Regions from separate parts of the Homo sapiens genome. Here region 2 is linked to region 1. Evidence: read pairs that join two places in POLR2A ChIA-PET (ENCODE). Cell type or tissue: GM12878. All regions are shown on one strand. Links, peaks and the distances in the headings refer to the core of each region. The heading gives the core; the rest is flanking DNA.

The links. ChIA-PET counts read pairs that join two places held together with the same protein. Peaks named below come from ENCODE experiments on the same cell type or tissue, not always from the same donor. Only the 100,000 strongest peaks of a DNase experiment are listed, where the experiment ranks them.
Region 2: POLR2A ChIA-PET joins it to region 1 with 8 read pairs; 7 of 35 experiments call an interaction of 5 or more read pairs at or near these places.

The regions. Positions count from the first base shown.
Region 1 is chr9:109,909,702-109,919,164 of GRCh38, forward strand. The region is part of intron 3 of PALM2AKAP2 (PALM2 and AKAP2 fusion); the gene reads left to right. Among named protein-coding and RNA genes, the nearest start is that of PALM2AKAP2, 130 kb to the left of the region's middle. RefSeq lists enhancers at 8,818-8,867, 9,108-9,277, 9,388-9,457. In GM12878, for the core only: no CTCF peak of the experiment used is centred there; DNase peaks (open chromatin) are centred at 3,555 and 4,879; H3K4me3 peaks cover 1,084 bases; H3K27ac peaks cover 3,369 bases.
Region 2 is chr9:110,084,822-110,094,284 of GRCh38, forward strand. The region is part of intron 7 of PALM2AKAP2 (PALM2 and AKAP2 fusion); the gene reads left to right. Among named protein-coding and RNA genes, the nearest start is that of C9orf152, 120 kb to the right of the region's middle. RefSeq lists an enhancer at 7,986-8,155. In GM12878, for the core only: no CTCF peak of the experiment used is centred there; no DNase peak of the experiment used is centred there.

The DNA.
Region 1 (9,463 bases), core at 561-8,560:
AAAAGTCCAAAGAAGACTTCCATAAAGAGATGATACCTGAGCAGATGCTTTAAAAATGAGTAGTAATTACCCATGGGAAGGGGAAGAGAGAGAACAAGGGCAATCCAGGCAGAGGGGTGGTATGAGCAAAGTCATTGAGCCAAACAAGGAAATCTTCATTTCTGCAGGTAAATGAGAGGCTGGGAGTGTGTCATATCCATGAGCTTTAGCAGAGAGCCCATGAGGGGTTTTCAGCAGGGGAGTGCTATTGTGGTGTGTCTAGGCACATTCTGGATTTTAGGGTGATGGGGCTGCATAGAAGCAGAGAGATTGGTTAGAAGGTTGTTGCAGGCATTTAGGAGAGAGCCTATACTAGGGCTGAAGAGAAGCAGCTATGAAAAGAGATTTGTGGGGCAAATTGGCTTGGTGGCTAATAAGACACTTAGTTGACCTGGTGACTAATAAGATACATGTACGTGATGATAGTAAGCGAGGGTCAAGCCAGAGGTGAAGACAACATCTAGGTTTCCCTCCTAAGTAGAATGGATTAACGGTGGTACCAGCATCTGAGCTAGAGAATAGGGAGGAGCAGCTCTATGGAGAAAGATGAGTTTGGTCCTGTATATGTTGTGTATGTGGACCATCCGGGTGGAGACATTCAAAATACAATTGTACATAAAGGCTGGAGTTCAGGAGAGATGCTGAAGATATAGTTTGGATAGATTTAAGCATGTTCGGTAGGAATTAAAGCATGAGGCTGGACATGAGTAGCCAAGAATTAAATGTTAATCAATAAGAACAATAAAACAAATAAACCTTTAGTGGTAGAGTAGGAGAAGAGGTGCCCATATGGAGAACATGGCGTCATGGTCTCTTCATCATGGAGGAAGAGTGATCAAATATGTTTTTAAAAACGAAGAAGTCAAACAGATCCACACCAAAGAGGGTCCGCTGGACGTGGCAGTCATGGACTTGACTAGGAGCAGACGCAGCAGGGCATGAGGGCAGAGGGACTGAGGCTGAGGCATGGACTTGACTAAAAGCAGATGCAGCAGGGCGGTGAGGGCAGAGGGACTGAGGCTGAGGCATGGACTTGACTAGGAGCAGACGCAGCAGGGCGGTGAGTGCAGAGGGACTGAGGCTGAGGAGGGGTCAGGATGTGAGGATGTTGAGGCAGTAAGAGATGACTGGCCTTGGGGAAGTCTGGAAGAGGGATTCAGCAGCAACTAGAACAGGATGCAGGGTCAAGAGAAGTTCACTTATTTTTAGTATGGAAAGAGATAATTCTTGTTTATTGACTAGCAGGAAGGAGGCATCTTGGAGAGAGGTGAAGACACAGGGGAGAGGGGATAGTTAATGGGGTATCCTCCCAGATCAGTCTGCACAAGCTCAGGTGCAGGGGTGGAGGCGCTGGCCTTCAACAGACAGTCTGAGTCAGAGGCTGGAGGTCAGAAGGTGTGGCTGGATGGGACTTTTTCTCTTCCTAGAAAAAAGGGACATTTTTAGGGGGAAAAGGAGGGGGTTTAAGCTATTGAGAAAAGTACTGCTTTGAAATGAAATAATCTCACTTTCCTGTAATCAAAACTCTTTATTTCTGATGAAACAGACTCAAATAAGAATCACAACAAAGAAATCAGTGCTCAGCTCAAGCCTGGAAATGATTTCCTACACGGAAATCCACTTGCACAGATTCTGATAGTGTGAGTCATGTGATTCCAGATGGAGTAAATACACATGAAAAGGAGAGAAAAGCTGGTGTCTCCATGGGCTGAAGCACACTTATGGAGAGAGAAATTTTCATTTATTTGTATTTGGGCTTCAATATGATTACATCACCATCAATAATGAAAAGTGCTGCCATGTCCCAGCTGTATACTTAGATCAAGATATAAATCAGTCCAATATTGTTCTTTTTTCTCACTGAATATCTAAATTTGTATATTTGAGGGGAAAGTAGAAAAACCAAGCCAAGATTTTAAAAATTACATTTACTATCACCATCTCCAAGTTACATTCACTATAGAATCCTTTAGAAGCATGTTCTTGGGTAGCTTTGCTTTTTATGCACTCAACAAATATTTATTGAGCATCTGTATGTACAGGGAAGAATGTGAGGTACAGTAACACAAAATATATAGTCCTATCTCTTAATAAGCCTGCACTTGGGAGAAGGTATAGATAGGGTTGGGAAGGATAAATATATTTTTAACACTCTAATACAAGGCAGAGTGTACCAAAAGTTAGAAATGCTGTGGAGAATCAGAATGAATGAACATACCAGGCTGGGTTGGGGGGCTGGGGGAATTATGGAAAACATTCCTAAAGAGATGTAATTTGATTTGGGCTTTTATTATGATATCTGTTTTCAGACAATGGAGTTGAGAGTGGGGAGTCCTTCCTGGCTTTGTCAGGAGCAGTTTGAGGTCTTGGCTGAAGACAGGAAGGCATAAGGCTGGAAAGGGGTGGGAGCAGAACATGGAGGGTGTGAACTTCCAGCCGAAGAAGTTTGATGGGGTTTGGGAAGGAGGTGAGAGGGAGCCACCAGGAAAGGATGTGAGCTGGACCTTTGGAATTCTTAAAGGGACCCTTGTCTTCTCTGCCATATTTCTGTCTCAGGGATGACGTGAGGAAAAAAAAAAAAGAGGAGGAAATGGGCTTGAGTTTCCACTGACACCTTACAGTCAAGGAAGGCCCTGTTCTTTCATAAGGAAAAGTGGAAATCCTCTGTTTACTTAAGGGCCATTAACATGTTTTCATATTAAAATACCAAATGATCTGCCGTGACTCCAGATAGACTCATCTAAATAAAAGGAAGCTGTTTCCTTACAAATTGAGTCACAAAGGATAAATATTTGTGGAGTGCCATAGAAACAAATGCGCTGTCTTCCTGAAATGTGGAAAATGAATTTTGTAGCATTGATTTGCATGAAAACAATATTCTTCCCAGTGTTCTACCTAGAATATTGAAATGGAGGTATTAAGATAGATGATAGATAGGACAGATAGATTGCTAGAGAGCTAGATTAGATAGATAGATAGATAGACAGACAGACAGACAGATAAGATAGATAGATCGATGAGGTTAAATATTCTTAGGATGGAAGAAGGGGTCAGATAATCACATCTCAGACAGATCTGGAATTCCAGGCAGCAGGAACTAATGAAGTGGTCTCTTCAGAGTTTTACCATGGGACGAATTCACCCCCGATTAGTTTTTATTCTTTGAGTCACTTCTCTCAAGACAAAGATCTTTGGGCAAGAGTTCAGTTGGCCTAGCTTAGATATGTTTCTACTCCTTGGCCAGGGATGTGAGCCTTCTGACCAATAGTTTCACCAAATCTACAAGGAACCCTAGAGAGACTTTTTTCCCAGTGGAGGAGCTGGATGTTGTTCCTAAAAGAAAAGGGCAGAGGGACCCTGGGCAGGCAAAATTTTCAGCTGCCTGCCACCTTAGCCCCTGTCCCCACACTCACTTCTGAACCACATGTGATCAGTCTTCTCTTCCCACCACATAACTGAAACTTCAAGGTCATGGGTGAGCTCTATGTTGTTAAGTCTTATTTATAGGAGCGATCAGCTCGCTGCACTGCAAGGCTGGAAAGGTGTTTAAAATGTATACTTAGGCATGTCTTGGCTCTTTCTGATATAATTCAGCTGGCAAAGGCTCTGGCAGGAAGCCAGACGGACACAAATAGCGCACCAAAGAGATGCTAAGACATGGGTGATTATAATTGTGCAAGGAGTAGAAACTTCTCTGCTGAGACTTTGGATGTGGCAGAGATTTGGGGAGTAGAAGGGGGGCAAAGCACAGTTCCAGCCAACCCCATTTACAGGCGTTGATTAGCAGTAATGAATTCACAACCTTGCAATTGCTCATTTTTTTTTCTTCTGCTGCTGAGTCATGGATAAGACTCTAAGCTCTGATTAGCTGTGATCCCTAATTCTCAGCACAATTCTAAGAGCATTCCTTCAAATTCAACAATATGTGGTAAGTGTCTTGTATTAATTAGGATTCCATGTGGATGCAAGGAACAGAGACCCACAATAACAGTGGCTTAAACAAGATGCTTATTTCTTTTTTTTTTTTTTTTTTTGAGACGGAGTCTGGCTCTGTTGCCCAGGCTGGAGTGCAGTGGCGCAATCTCGGCTCACTGCAAGCTCCGCCTCCTGGGTTCATGCCATTCTCCTGCCTCAGCCTCCCGAGTTGCTGGGACTACAGGCGCCCGCCACTACGCCCAGCTAATTTTTTGTATTTTTAGTAGAGATGGGGTTTCACCATGTTAGCCAGGATGGTCTTGATCTCCTGACCTCGTGATCCACCCACCTCGGCCTCCCAAAATGCTGGGATTACAGGCGTGAACCACCGCGCCCGGCCAAGATGCTTATTTCTCCCTTCAATAAAAATCCACAGGTCTGCAGTTATGTAAACATCCACAGGCATGCAGTTAAGAGCTGTTTGGTGGCTGTGCCCTGTGAATTCCTTAGGGACCCAGACCTGTTCCACTTTAACCCTAAAGACTGATCCTTGTCAACAGTGACCAAGATGGCAGTTTGTGCCTCAGCTGCATACATGTGCATTTCAGGCAAAGGATGAAGAAAGAACTGGAGAAGAAAGGGCTAAAGAAGATTCTAGGAGCTGACATATAGCACTTTCACTTACATGCCTTTGGCCAGAGCATGTGGCTACAAAGGATGCTGAGAGATGTGGCCTTTACTCTGTGTGGCCATATGCCCAGCTCAGCCACAGGAATGACATTGCTTTGAGAGAAGGGGAGGATGGAAATTGAGCAACTTAGCAGTCCCCTTTCCACTTTTACTTGTGCTGAATTCATAAACATGTGGGCAGCTTTCCTCTCCTCTGAGCAGCAAACACTTCTTCTGAGGTTCTTGTTTTGGCAGGTTGGCCAGACAGGCACCCCACTTGACTGCTCAACTATGAAACTGCAGTTCCAGAGAAGAGAACAGGTCTGAATTAAGCACCTTAAGCCAGTTGGTCAGCATCTCCTTTTATTCGGAGAGTAGTTACTGAGATTCAAACCCATGTCAACTGAGTAGCAATGTGTTTGGCTATAGGGTAGGGCGTAACCCTAGTCTATGTCTCTCAATAGTGAGTTATTTCATAAAGGCTCAGCCCATCGTCAGGAATATGCTGGTCTTGCGTAAGCCTTTTTCAGAAGTGTTCATAGGGTCCTGAGAATTTTGTGAGCACTTCTTTACTGCTTCTCTTGCCTCCTCTTTTAGTTGGTGCTGAGTTCACTGCATGAAGGGTCCCAGGAGTCCTCTTTCCCCTTGGTTTTTCTACTCCTTTCCTTTTCTGCTCTTTCTACCACCTCCTACTGCTGGACCTCTTTGTATCTGTACTCCACCATGGAAAATAAGTTTTGTTTGCCCCAGATCTTCCCATTTCCCAGAGTGGAGCCTTTATAATTCATGATGTTTACTAAACTTGATCTCTGCCCTTTCAAGGGATGGAACTCAGATAATGAAAGATATAGGGAGGGATACATTGCTTAAATCTGTGAGTGGGCATTACGATGGGCCTAAGTGTCCCAAGAGGGATTGGCTTGCCATGGGAGGTGGTGAGCTCCCCATGTGTGGAGAAGTTCAAGAAGGTGTGAAATAATCGTTGGGTGGAGGACAGTTCAAGGACTTCATGTTTCTGGAGAGCAATTAAGTTCAATGGCTTCTACTCCCAGTCTGACCTGTGCTTCTGTGAGCTTGAAAAATATATATTGTGTTGCAATGTGCATTCTTTAGGGAATGAAGGTAAAAGGGCAAGTGGTCATGGGAGGATGTCAAGGATAGGGGCAAAGGGTACTGGTTCCCCAGCCAGACCACCAGGGTCCAAATTCTGGCTGCACATCATCTCTGCAACCCTGGACAAGTCAGTGCTCTTTCTGTGTATCCATCCATCTGTGTCATGGGAGTTGCAGATTTTTTTACTTCATGGGATATTGTGAAGATTAAGTATTATAATGTACGTAAAACACTCATAACAGTTCCAAGCACACAGTAAGCACTCAATAATCCTAATCCTTATGATTATTATTGTTACATATATTACTGTATCTAGCAAAAACAATATTAGAATTGTTAGTATTATAATAATTATTATCATCATTGATGGGGAAGGAAAAATGAAGCCCACCTGAGTTCACAGACAAGACCCTCTCCAAACAGTAAAACAATTAAAAACCAAGTTGTATTTGTCTGTGCTCCTTTGGATTCAACTGACCAACACCCAGGCAAAGGGAAAATATATTGGCTTGCTTTTTTTTTTTGAGATGGAATCTTGCACTGTCGCCCAGGCTAGAGTGAAATGGCATGATCTCGGCTCACTGCAACCTCTGCCTCCCAGGTTCAAGCGATTCTCCTGCCTCAGCCTCCCATGTAGCTGGGATTATAGGCACCTGCCACCATGCCCAGCTAATTTTTGTATTTTTAGTAGAGACGGAGTTTCACCACATTGGACAGGCTGGTCTGAAACTCCTGACCTCAAGTGATCCACCCACCTTGGCCTCCCAATGTATTGGCTTTTGTAAGTAAGAAGGGCAAAGGAGTAGCTGAGGATCTGGGAAGCAGGAACTGGAGATTGAATGGCACGGGTCCCCAGCAGCCAGCATGCTCTGTCTTCCCTTCTCTTTGTTTGGGCCTTGCAGGAAGGTAGGCTCTCAGCAGAGCCTTGAAGGCCAGGTATTTGAGAGCCAGGCAAGTGAAGCAGAAGGAGAGCATGAGTGAGCCATTGGGAGTGGGGACGGAAACGGCGAGAACCTATCCAAGGCACCGTGCTGAGCTATGAAGCTGGAGGGCAGCGCAGGCTGTGACCCAAAAAGGCCACACAAGGCCACATGCTCCTGAGTGACAGGAGGGACATGTGATATGCTGGGCCTTGGCCCATGCTGTCTCCTCTGCCTGGCTCATTTTCTCCTCTTTTCTACCTGGTGAATGCATCCTTCAAGGCCCAGTTAATTCATCATCTACTTTGTCGAGTTTTTCTCACCACCTGTATCAGTTGAGAATTGCATTCAGCTATGATCACAACAGAGGCTTAAGCCCATAACAAGCAATCTGGAGCCAGGCATTCCAGAAGTGGTGTACTCTTTCCATCGTGCCCTCTGGGACCCAGGCAATGTCTCTCTTTCTGCACACTCAGACATACTATTGCCCCTGTGGACATAGGATTACTGCTCTGCCTATAGCATCATATCCCTTGCAGTAGGTAGAATAATGGACCCCCAGAGATGTCCACAGGCTAAGCCTCAGAACCTGTGAATATGGTAGGTTCCATGGCAAAGAGGAATTAAAATTACAGATGGAATTAGAGTTTCCAAACAGCTGACTTTAAAATAGGGAGATCAGTATCCTGGATTATCTGGGTACACTTTGTATAACCACAAGATCCTTAAATGTGGAAGAGGGAGGCAGAAATCAGAAGGAGGGGTGGCTGCAGGGAAGGTCAGAGAGATGCAACAGTGCTGGTTTTGAAGATGGAGGAAGGGACCCACAAGGCACGGAACGTGGGTGACCTCAGGGAGCTGAAAAGGGCAAGGAAATGGATTCTCCCCTAGAGCCTGCAGAAGGGAACACAACGCTGCCAGCACCTTGATTCTAGCCTGGCAAACCCCGTGTCAGACTTCTGACATACAGAAATATAAGATAATAAATGTAGATTGTTGTAAGCCACTAAGTTTGTTGTAGTTGTTATAGCAGGAATTGGAAACGAATGCGTCTCTTTAGCACCAGGTCCCTGTACCTGGCAGGAAGGAAGGAAAGGCAAATGTCACTTAAGCCAACGCTCCTTTCCTTTTTTTTTTTTTTTTTTTTTTGAGACAGGGTCTCACTCTGTCACCCAGACTGGAGTACAGTGTTGTGATCATCACTCACTGCAGTCTTGAACTCCTGGGCTCAAGTGATCTTCCCACCTTAGCCTCCAGAGTAGCTAGAACTAAGGGTATATGTCACCATGCCCAGCTAACTTTTTATTATTTGTAGAGGTGGGGGTCTTGTCTTGCCACGTTGCTCAGGCTGGTCTCATCCTCCTGGGCTCAAGCAATCCTCCAGCCTCAGTCTCCCAAAGTGCTGGGATTACAGGCATGAGCCACCGCACCCAGCCCTCCTTTCCCTTTTAGGGAGTTGTGTGGAAGTCCCTTCGGATCATTTTTACTTACATCTCATTGGCCAGAGCTGTCCCATGGCCAGCTTTATCTTCAGTGGAAGCTAGGATACATAATTTTTTTCAGGTGGGCATGTTGCCATCCCCAACCAAATAAGGATTCTGTTAGTTTGGAAGAGGGGGAGAATAGATATTGAGAAGACCACTCAGCGTCCCCACCACACACTCCCAGGCAGAACCAACTATTCTACAGCATGTTGTTCTTTCCTCTATTATTGCTATTTTTGGTTTGTATTGTAATTTATGTGTTCACATGGCTGTTTGCATTACTTGACCAAGAAGTCTCATGAGCAGACACTGTGTCTGATTTATTTCTCCATCCCCAGTGCTCAGCATAGTGCCTGATACAGAGAAGGTGTTTGCATGAAGTTAGATGGATGAATGTCTAAATAAACTTTGAAATAAGAGCATGATCGATGCACTTCCCAGAGCGAGAGTTCCTTTCTGTTTTCTTGTGAGGATGATCTATTGGGGTTAGGTACATTTTATAAGACCATTTGGCCATGATTGCAACCTCATCTCCAGTAAATTAAACCTACACAGCTGCAGTGTGTCACCTTTCCTTATGGCTTATTACAGTTTGCTTTTTGCTCAGAAGGAACTGAGCAAGCAGGTTAGAGGCTGTTATGTGCACCTGCCACAGCCTACGGATCCTCAATTAACCTTGCGTGTAAATTACACTTCCTGCCCATTCTTTATTTTTAGCACAGCAACATCTACTTGGCTCTTCCAGAGAAGACTGCATTAGATTTCAGTCATGAAACTACAAAACAGTGGCGTCTGCAGCCTGGCTGGGATGACTGTTGTTAACCCCATGACACTCTGTTCCTTGCGAAGCTGCTTTGCCCCAGGACTCAGGTTTTCCTGAGAAAGAGAGCAGCCTGGACTGACCACACCCTCAGAGCCTGGCCCAAGGCCACATGTGAACTTATAGAAAAATCTGCTATTGGATCTGACATAAACTCTCCATTTCCTTCATTCATTGCATTTGGGTTGAAACTCAGTTGTTGTTATCACAAAGGTTTCATTTCGTTCCTTTTTTTTCTCTCCCTCTCTCTTCGTTCCTTCTCAGTTACACAGTATCATGACCCAAATCTTTAGCACCTGAACCATATAGCGCAGAGCCTTGAAACCCATAGGGCCAGGGCACCCCGTGGAGACAGGCCAGCCAGTGGGCATCAGGTCGCAGAGAATTCTTAACCACTTAAGGTTGCTTCACTGGAAGAAGTGAGTTACTGAGAGACAGCCATTTTCGGTTTTAGTCAGCCATTTTTATCACGATCTTGTTTGTTTTAGAATCCCCTGTAGTGC
Region 2 (9,463 bases), core at 1,001-9,000, 180 kb after region 1:
ACCTCCCGGGTTCAAGCGATTCTCCTGCCTCAACCTCCCGAGTAGCTGGGACTACAGGCATGTGCCACCACGCCCAGCTGATTTTTTTTTTTGTATTTTTAGTAGAGATGGGATTTCACTGTGTTAGTCAGGATGGTCTTGATCTCCTGACCTTATGATCTGCCTGCCTCGGCCTCTCAAAGTGCTGGGATTACAGGCGTGAGCCACCGCGCCCGGCCTAGATGCAACCATACTTTAAAAAATATATTTTCCATCGTGGTTGGTTGAGTCTACAGTGTGTAACCACAGACGCAGAGGGCCAATTGTACTTACTCTTGGGAGGAAAAATCGGAGGGAAGCAGGCCGAAGTGGTGACCCGTAGGAATTGTTGTTTTCTGTACTATTAGGCGCTTTAAACTATGTAACTGTATGTCTTTAATAAAAAATAGTAATTAAAGTTAAAGAGAATGTGTACAAAGGAAAGGGAAAGGTACTGGAGGATATGGTCCAGCAAGGTGAAGGGGTAAGTTGAAAAAGTATAAGAGGTGGGATACAGGAAACCAGGGATATAGAAACTCAAGAAAATATAAAGTCTAGCAGTCAACTAAGCAAGACTGGAGCAGGAAGACCCATGGCTGTGGGACACAATGGAACAGGTGGATTTCTTGATGTATGGATGTAGAAAATACTACTGTGATGTTTCACCGATCTGGAACTTTGGGCCGAGTTAGCAATATGTAAGTAGAAAACTAAGTAATTGAGGAATATAGTTAACTTCAGAGGAAAAAACCTCAGAAAATTAGACAAGAAAACATAGTATACTCTGTAAGTCTTCAGTGCACAAAATTTATATGAACCTAATAATAAACACTGAATAATAAATTTGTGAAGTAAATAAAAATATTGGGAGGACAAGTTGAGGGGGATGCCAATGGATAATGCCTAAAACTGATAAATAGAAAGCAAGATAGCCTAAACATCATATTTAGAAAAGTGTGGCAAGTACCAAAAAGAAATAACTACAGCCCATGCGAAGTGGCTCACACCTGTAATCCTAGCACTTTGGGAGGCCGAGGCGGGCGGATCACCTGAGGTCAGGAGTTTGAGGCCAGACTGGCCAAAATGTTGAAACCCCATCTCTACTAAAAATACAAAAATTACCTGGGCATGGTGGTGTGTGCCTGTAATCCTGGCTACTCGGGAGGTTGAGGCAGGAGAATCGCTTGAACCCGGGAGGCAGTGGTTGCAGTGAGCTGAGATTGCACTACTGCACTCCACCTGGGCAATAAGAGTGAGACTCCATCTCAAAAAAAAAAAAAAAAAGAAATAACTACAAAGAGTTGCAAGTGGTATAAGACTGAGAAGTGGGAGGGTGTGGGGCACTTGTTTGACAATTTAACTCTTAAACTCTGTTTGATTTTTAAAAACTATGTGCTTGCTATTTGCATTTTAATCTAATGAAGGTAAAAATGGATTAAAATATAAAAAAGAAAAGCCATCTATATGCAGATGTCTGGGCAGTATAAAAGGTCTGAGAGATGTGCTTAATACTATGATTATTAAAGAAGTTAATGTCTATGAGAGCACCCAGCACATAGTAGGCACTAAATAAATGTTTGCTGGATTTGAATCTAAAGCATGCTTGATCAGACCTACATAGAGGCAATTCCTTGAAAAGCTGCAGAGAATGACTTGTACCATTTGCTGACTTTCCAAGATGGCATTTCTTGCTGGGGCTCCACTGATTATTACTGTTGTACCTGTGGGCATTGGGCTCATGACCCCATAGGTGCGTGTGTGTACATGCACATGCATTAAGTTGCAAAGTCAGTCTAAATGACTTGACTATCAACCTGTCTTTGGCAGCCATATCACTTTTGGCCCAGTTGGCACCATCAGGTTTCTGGACACAGAGGCAGTATTTTCCATCCCTGTCCTACAGAGTGTATTTGTCTCAAGTGTTATGTACTTTTCCAGTTTCTTTGCCCCCAGTAAATCTCTAGGGTCATGAAGATCATTACAAAACAGATAGTCATTTCATCTCTCTTCTTAAAGCCTCTCACCCATTGCCCTAGGAAGAAGACCCCAAATCCTTGGCATTCAAAGCCTAGGTGGTCAATGATTTGACCCCCTACCCATTGCTCTGGCTTTATTTCTTGCCACTCCAGACTTCACTGTTTACACTCAAGTAAAACCAAAGTAATTGCAATTCTCTGTAAACACTACGCCATTCCATACCTCAGGTGACTTTGCTCTTGCTATCCTTCCTGCCTGGACTAACTATCTCACATCTCCCTGTCACACCCAACTCCCAATTCTCTCCACCATGCTGGTCCTTCTCTCTAACATGGCTAACTCTACCCCACTTTAAGACTCAGCTTTATCAGCCCTTGCTATGAGAAGCCTTTGTTGATCACCCCAGGAGGAGAAAGGTGTCCCCTTTTGTGCTCTCCATCAAGAGCATCACAGAACTAATGCATCATCTTAATACTATTAATGTGTCTGATGTGTCGGAGAGGCCCCAAAGGTTTGAGGACCATGTTTGTCTTGATCACTGCACAGTACCTGACCCAGCTCATTCCCAGTAGGGCTGGGACTAATCTTGCAGGTCTTCACAGTTGCAATCATTTGTTCAGAGGTGGCTCTTCCCCAGTCTATTACAGAAGCCTCATGTCTATTCTTGGAGAGTCCCAAGACCATGGCCTCTAAGGTTCCAGCCTTATCGTGGTTTGGAGGCTCCTTCAGTTCCTTGTCATTTGAATGCAGAACTGGATGCTGTGAATGAGTTCTAGAACATGGTTCCATGGGGCAGAGTTCTGACTTTAAAAAAGCCATTTACTAACCAAGCTGCATGGATTTCTCTTTTCCCATTTCATCAAGGAAGCACCCCGGCTAGGTGAGCTGGTTCATTTCATTCATTGACTCAACAAATATTTACTAAGTGTCTGCCATAGGCCAGTTACTGTTCTAGGCATGTAGGAGACAGTAGTGAGGAAGATGGATGAGGTTTCTGTCCTCAGGGACCTGAGATCGTAGAGGAGGGAAGCAAACACAGAGCCATTTGGAGTGGTAATAAGTGCTGAGAAGGGAAGAAAGGGAATGTGGGATGAGGGGGCTGCTTAGATGTGCTGATCAAGGGAGGAGGTCTCTGAGACAACAGCATTTGTATTGTATGGTTCTGAATTGCAAAAAAGAGCTGTTCAAATTGTTATCAGTGGAGGGTGTCCAGGTTCTTGGCATCTTGAACAAAGAATTGGACAAAATGCACAAACAAAGGAAGGAAAGAATGAAGCAACAAAAGCAGAGATTTATTGAAAATGAAAGCACACACCACAAGGTGTGCCTTCACAAGCAGCAAGCAGCTCAAGGGACTGGTTACAGAATTGTCTGGGGTTTAAATACCCTTTAGAGATTTCCCATTGGTTACTTGGTGTATGCCCTATGTAATGAAGTAGTGGCTCATGATTAGTCTGATTGGTTGCAGGAGGGGACCAATCAGAGGCTGAAGTTACAAAGCTACACCCTATGCAAACATCTGATTGTGGAAAGCAACCAATCAGAGGCTGCAGTGAAGTTACAAAGTTATACTTCTATGCAAATGAAGATTTGGCCCAAGGCCAACCTGATTGGTTGTGGGAAGGGAGCAATCAGACATAATTTCAATTTTTCATCTGCCACACAAGAAAAGGGTGGGGGATTTGCAAAGGGAGTAGTTCTGGTCCTTTTGTTACTTTGGTGTGGAAAGTTGAGGTTTTCCTTTTGATTCAGTTCTAGGTAGTCAGCGTGAATTGGCTTTAGGTTCCCTGCCTCTAGACCCTATTCTCCTGCCTCAAAATAAAGAGCTATATAGCTGCACTCTCCAGCCACTGGCCACAAGTAGCTATTAAAGTTTGCATTTACGTGTTTTTTTTTTTTTTTTTTTTTTTTTTTTTTTTCTGAGACAGAGTGTCACTCTGTCGCCCAGGCTGGAGTGCAGTGATGCGATCTCAGTTCACTGCAACCTCCGCCTCCCGGGTTCAAGAAATTCTCCTGTCTCAGCCTCCCAAGTAGCTGGGAATACAGCTTCAAGCCACCACGCCCAGCTAATTTTTGTATTTTTAGTAGAGCTAGGGTTTCACCTTATTGATCAGGCTGGTCTGGAACTCCTGACCTCAGGTGATCCACCTGCGTTGGCCTCCCAAAGTGCTGGCATTTCAGGCATGAGCCACCGCGCCGGCCTACAGTTTGCATTTAAGTTAACTAAATACAATTTAAAAAATCAGATCCTCAGTCACACTGGCCACATTTCAAGTAGTCAGTAACCAGCCTATGGCTAGGAGCACCATAATGGGCAGTGCAGAGCAATAGGGAGAAAGGGCACTGGGGAGGCGGATGGGAGAAGCAGTAAGAAAGGGAAACTAGATCACTTGTTGGAGAGCACATGTATGCATTTCAAAGAACTGCCTCCTTTAATTTCACTTGTTGAAAATGGGGCTGAAGCCAAGACTAGTTATGTCTGATAGAATGTTTTAAAGTGGAATTAAAATGATCTCTAGAGATAATATAAAGCAGGTAAAAACCAGCCATGAAAAGATCTTTATTAAGGAATATGGCATGGCTACAGCAAGTCCTGAGATGGAGATAAGTACTAGTTGATTCCAGGGGCCAGTGGATGAGGTCACAGTTACCCCTTGGCCTTAGAAGGAGGAAGCCAGACATCCTAACTCTGACACCAGGAGCATACTTTACCTAAAATCTTAAAGACAGGACAATGTTTAAAAAAATCCCTTCTTAACACAATTCTTAACAAAAATAGGATTTTGACTTTTGTGTCTTAGGAGGCTAGAATTGTATTCTCATGCCATTACCAGGAACGGCTGTGCCTTGACTTCATTTTGTATCGTGTTTCACAAGATGCTCATCCCTTTTTGCACCTGCCTCTTTGCTAAACAGGTTTTCTTCCTCTCTGTAAAGGTGCCTTTGTTTGAACCAATAGTGTTACTTCTCTTTACTGTAAACAGTGTCCAGTGACTCTTCCTTATCGTGGAGAGCCAGCAGCCTTTTACAGGAGGAGAAAAGTCTTGAAGGTCACTTTCTGATGTTTACATTATAAGTCATCATGACTTTAAAAGATGAAAACTAAAACAACAACAACAAAAAACCACAACTGCCTACTGCTTACCCAGGGCATGTTATCCTATTACATTTGAATTCAAGTAACAGCTAGTATTTGTCAAATCATAATTGATCTGATAAAATGTAATCTGATCATTAGTAGCTGTGTAAACGTAAATACACTCGACTCCTGTTTCATTTGCCCTTGAAGGCTGTAACATGGTTCCAAAGTGTACCTTTGAACCGGAGAAGTCGGGCCGGTTCACATTGCAGCCTGTGTGCTTCCTGGGGCAGCGTCCACCAGGTGTGTGCGGGCAGGTACAGGATGCGAGCTCAGTCCTGCTTCCCCTGAAATCCTGTGACCTGGCAGAGGGCTGTGTTCCTGTGTCCTTACATCGGATGTCCTACTGAAGAAAGGGAAACTGGGACGAAGCTGTAGGCACAGTGGGTTCTGAAGATCAGATATAACTGAGGGAAAGTTAGGTCATGATTGCCACCTGGATGCTGTTCTCTCTCTTCACGGTAGGTCTCAGTTACTTTTACTGTGGACTTTTGCTTGCTGCAGAGGGAACTTACACCTTTCATGCCTCAAGCTCATTAAGGCACATTTCTCTTTTATTCTTCAGGGACATTGCATTTATGAACTCAAGGCATTGAGTCACCCAGAGAGAAAAAGCATATCCCAAACATTTCAGTTTCTGGGAGTTCTAAAAAGCTAATGTTGTGTTCCCATGGCCAACATTTCTTTAAGAGAGGTAAAGCAGAATAACTCTAGGTCTATAAAAATGCTGATCTGCTTCAAGTTCTAAATTTATTGTGAATTATTTATTTTTCCCTAGTAATTACTGTAATACCTTAGTACCTTCAACTTATATAGCATTTTTCAAGGAGGCAAAGCATCAGTAGAAATGTTCTCTGGGATTTTTTTACCTGATGTTTTAATGCTGTGATGATTTCTCAGCCCCTTAGTAATAATGTTAGATGCACTGTGGAAAAACTAGGCACGTAGCTGTTAAGCTGGGAATGTATGAACGGTATACATGCTATGCTTTAAAATCTAGCTCAATTTTTTTTTTTTTGCATTGACCTTGAACATGCTGACAACATAGGTCGGCATGGGTAAAGCTAAAGAATGGCCTTAGGGTTTGAAAACAACTACATGAGCTCTGTTTCAGACCTGCTGCTAGTCGGGCACTTGGCACTTTGCAGGGATTTGGGGCAGGTTTTATGTTTGTGTGCTTCTCTTAGAAGTCAAAGAGTTGGTGAGGTAACTGCAATCCTGTCTATATCAGTGTAGTGATAATGCAGTAGTGTAATGAAGAATGGAGCTGCACGTGTGAGGTTTTTCAAGTCCACAAAGATCAGGTATTGTCTACGGTCAATAAAGATTTTTTTAAAAAACCCTCTTAACTAAAGAGAGGTAACTTCCTTTTCAAAACTCTGAAATTTACATGTGCTGACTTATAATGTGTGTGATCCTCGTTGCTTTTCTGATCCTTGGTGGTTGGGGTGTGTGTGTGTGTGTGTGTCTGTGTGATGGGCTTTTTAATCTTTGAGATTTATTCTTTTTTTTTTTTTTTTTTTTTGAGACAGAGTCTTGCTCTGTCGCCCAGGCTGGGGTGCAGTAGCACGATCTCCGCTCACTGCAATCTCTACCTCCCGGGTTCATGCCATTCTCCTGCCTCAGCCTCCCGAGTAGCTGGGACTATAGGCGCCTGCCTCCACACCCGGCTAATTTTTTGTATTTTTAGTAGAGATGGGGTTTCACCGTGTTAGCCAGGATGGTCTTGATCTCCTGACCTCATGATCTGCCCGCCTTGGCCTCCCAAAGTGCCGGGATTACAGGTGTGAGCCACCGCGCCCAGCCAAGATTTATTTATTTTTTACTTACACATAGTGAAATTCATTCTTTTTGCTGTACATCTCTATGAGTTTAGATAAATGCTTACAGTTGAGGAAACATCACCACAATCAAGATAAAGAACAGTTCCATGATCCCCTAAATATATTTTGCTTCAAATTTCTATTGGCATGTTTGAGTATCAAGTTTACTACCACTTCTGAAGATGGAGCCAAGCCCTTTTGTAACAAATAGCACAGCTGTGTCTGACACTTTTCATGTGAAAGGTTGCCTGAGATGTCAGAAGTAAGATCTGGCCAGTTGCAGTGGCTCATACCTGTAATCTCAGCACTTTGTGAAGCCGAGGCGGGAGGACCACCTGAGGTCAGGAGTTCAAGATCAGCCTGGCCAACATAGTGAAACTCCGTATCTACTAAAAATACAAAAATTAGCCAGGTGTGGTGGTGCATTCCTGTAGTCCCAGCTACTTGGGAGGCTGAGGCAGGAGAATTACATGAACCCGGGAGGTGGAGGCTGTAGTGAGCTGAGATTGTGCCACCGCATTCCAGTCTGAGTGACAGAGTGAGACTCCGCCTCAAAAAAAAAGAAGTAAGATCTGATTGACTTATCCTTTTCTCAAAGTTATAAATGGGAAAATTGTACAATCTGAATATTGTTTCCTTGTATTTTAATTAATGAATGTAGAACTGTGTAATGTATTATATGCTTTTTTAAACCCAAAGAAATTTGTAATAAATACTTTAGTTAGTAAAAAGAATATACTGAAAGTGAAAAAAGTCAATTTTTTGCACTTTAGATTTTTTTTTAAGTGAGCTTAGTTCTGTGTGGTTTTAAGGGCAGTGAAATGCTGTAGAAGGACTGTAATCTGCATAACTCAAACTGGCTTAATAAGTGGAATTTATTGGCTAATATCACTGAAAGGTAAAGGTACAGGGATAGACTTGAGGCATTGTGGGATCTAGAAATTCAAACGATGTTATCCGCCTCTCTTTCCCCACTCAGCTGTGTTTCCCTCTGTGTTGGTTCTATTCTCTAGTAGACTCTTGCTTGCTGTATCAAGGTGACTGACAGCAGCTTCCGGCTTTTATTCTACTTTCTCAATTCCGTACAGTTCCAACAAGTCTCAGAATGGGGTCTCATGGGCTCTGATTGCTTCTCCTGCTCCTTATGACCCCCAGGGATGGGGTGGGGGTGAGCGGCAGTGCTCTGATTGGTCAGACTTAGGTCACCTGCTCACTCCTAGAGCTGAAGGAGTGAGAGCTCCCCCTAGACCACGGTGCAGAATGAAGGTAGAGAGTGGCAGAAGAGGTGGTTCTTTAAGGGAAATTGAGGGACATGTATGTCAGATCAAGAAAACACATGTCCTCTGCAGGGACGTTCAGGCCATGTAGCCAGTTGTTGTCTTTGTTTTTAAATAATTTTTATAAACACCTACCCTAGGCTAACCTTCCAAATAAGCAAAAGTTTCAGAATTGATAGTTGATTGATTGATTGTTTTATGGCTTATGAGATGACAACTGTTTACTGGATGTGAGATGTAATATTTTGGGAGGAAAATAGTGGAAATTGAGTGACTGCGGGACTCGGCTAAGATGGGTAGATGGGGCATGAGGAGAACTGGTCCTGTGTCTGTCAAGGGATCAATGAGTAAGGAAAAATGGGCTTCAAGGACAAAAAGCCAGGAGAAAAGAAAAAGAAGATACCAGAGATTGGCAATTGACCAAAAATTTAGCAAGATTACCATTGCTGAAATAGCAGAAATATTGTCTTGGATAGAAATGCTATCAGGGACATTTAATGAGAATTTATGAAGATTCAAGGCTGGCATAGCTACTCTAATCATGTGAAGAGTGATTGCATCTAGAATAAAGCCCAGATTCCCAAACCTGACATTTGTGATCTGGGGCCCATCTCCCTCTCCAGGCTCATCTCCCCTGCTGCTGCCTTGCACCTTACAACGAGCTGTTTGTAGTCTGGAAGGCATCACACTACCCTGTTTCCTTCACTATTCATGCTCTCTCCTCTGCCTGGAATCCCTCTCCCGTTGACCAGACTCATCTTTTAAGACTCAGTTCAGATGACAGTTTCTCTGAGAAGCATTCTTTGATTATGCCTCTCTGGCTTAAGAATTCCTCTTCTATACTCTCGTGATACCTTGTGCGTCTTTCCCAGTGGTCTCAACTGAGGGCTGTTTTGTCTCCAAGGGGACATTTGGCAATGTTGGGATACATTTTTGATTGTCATGACAGGTGAGCGCTACTAGTTGGTGGAAGCCAGGGATGCTGCTTAATATCCTTCATACAGCACACAGGACAGCCCCAACAAAGAGGCACCTGGCCCCAAATGTCAATAGCACCGCTGTTGAGAACCCTGCTTACCATTGCACTGGCAACATTGTTGGATACATCTGTTTTTAGTCTTATCTTCACCACTAGGCTGAGGCCCATGTGTGTGATCTGCATCTTTGTATGTCTAATACCACAATGCACCACTGTAGGGTAGTTCCTCAGGAGAGAATAGTTTAAAGAT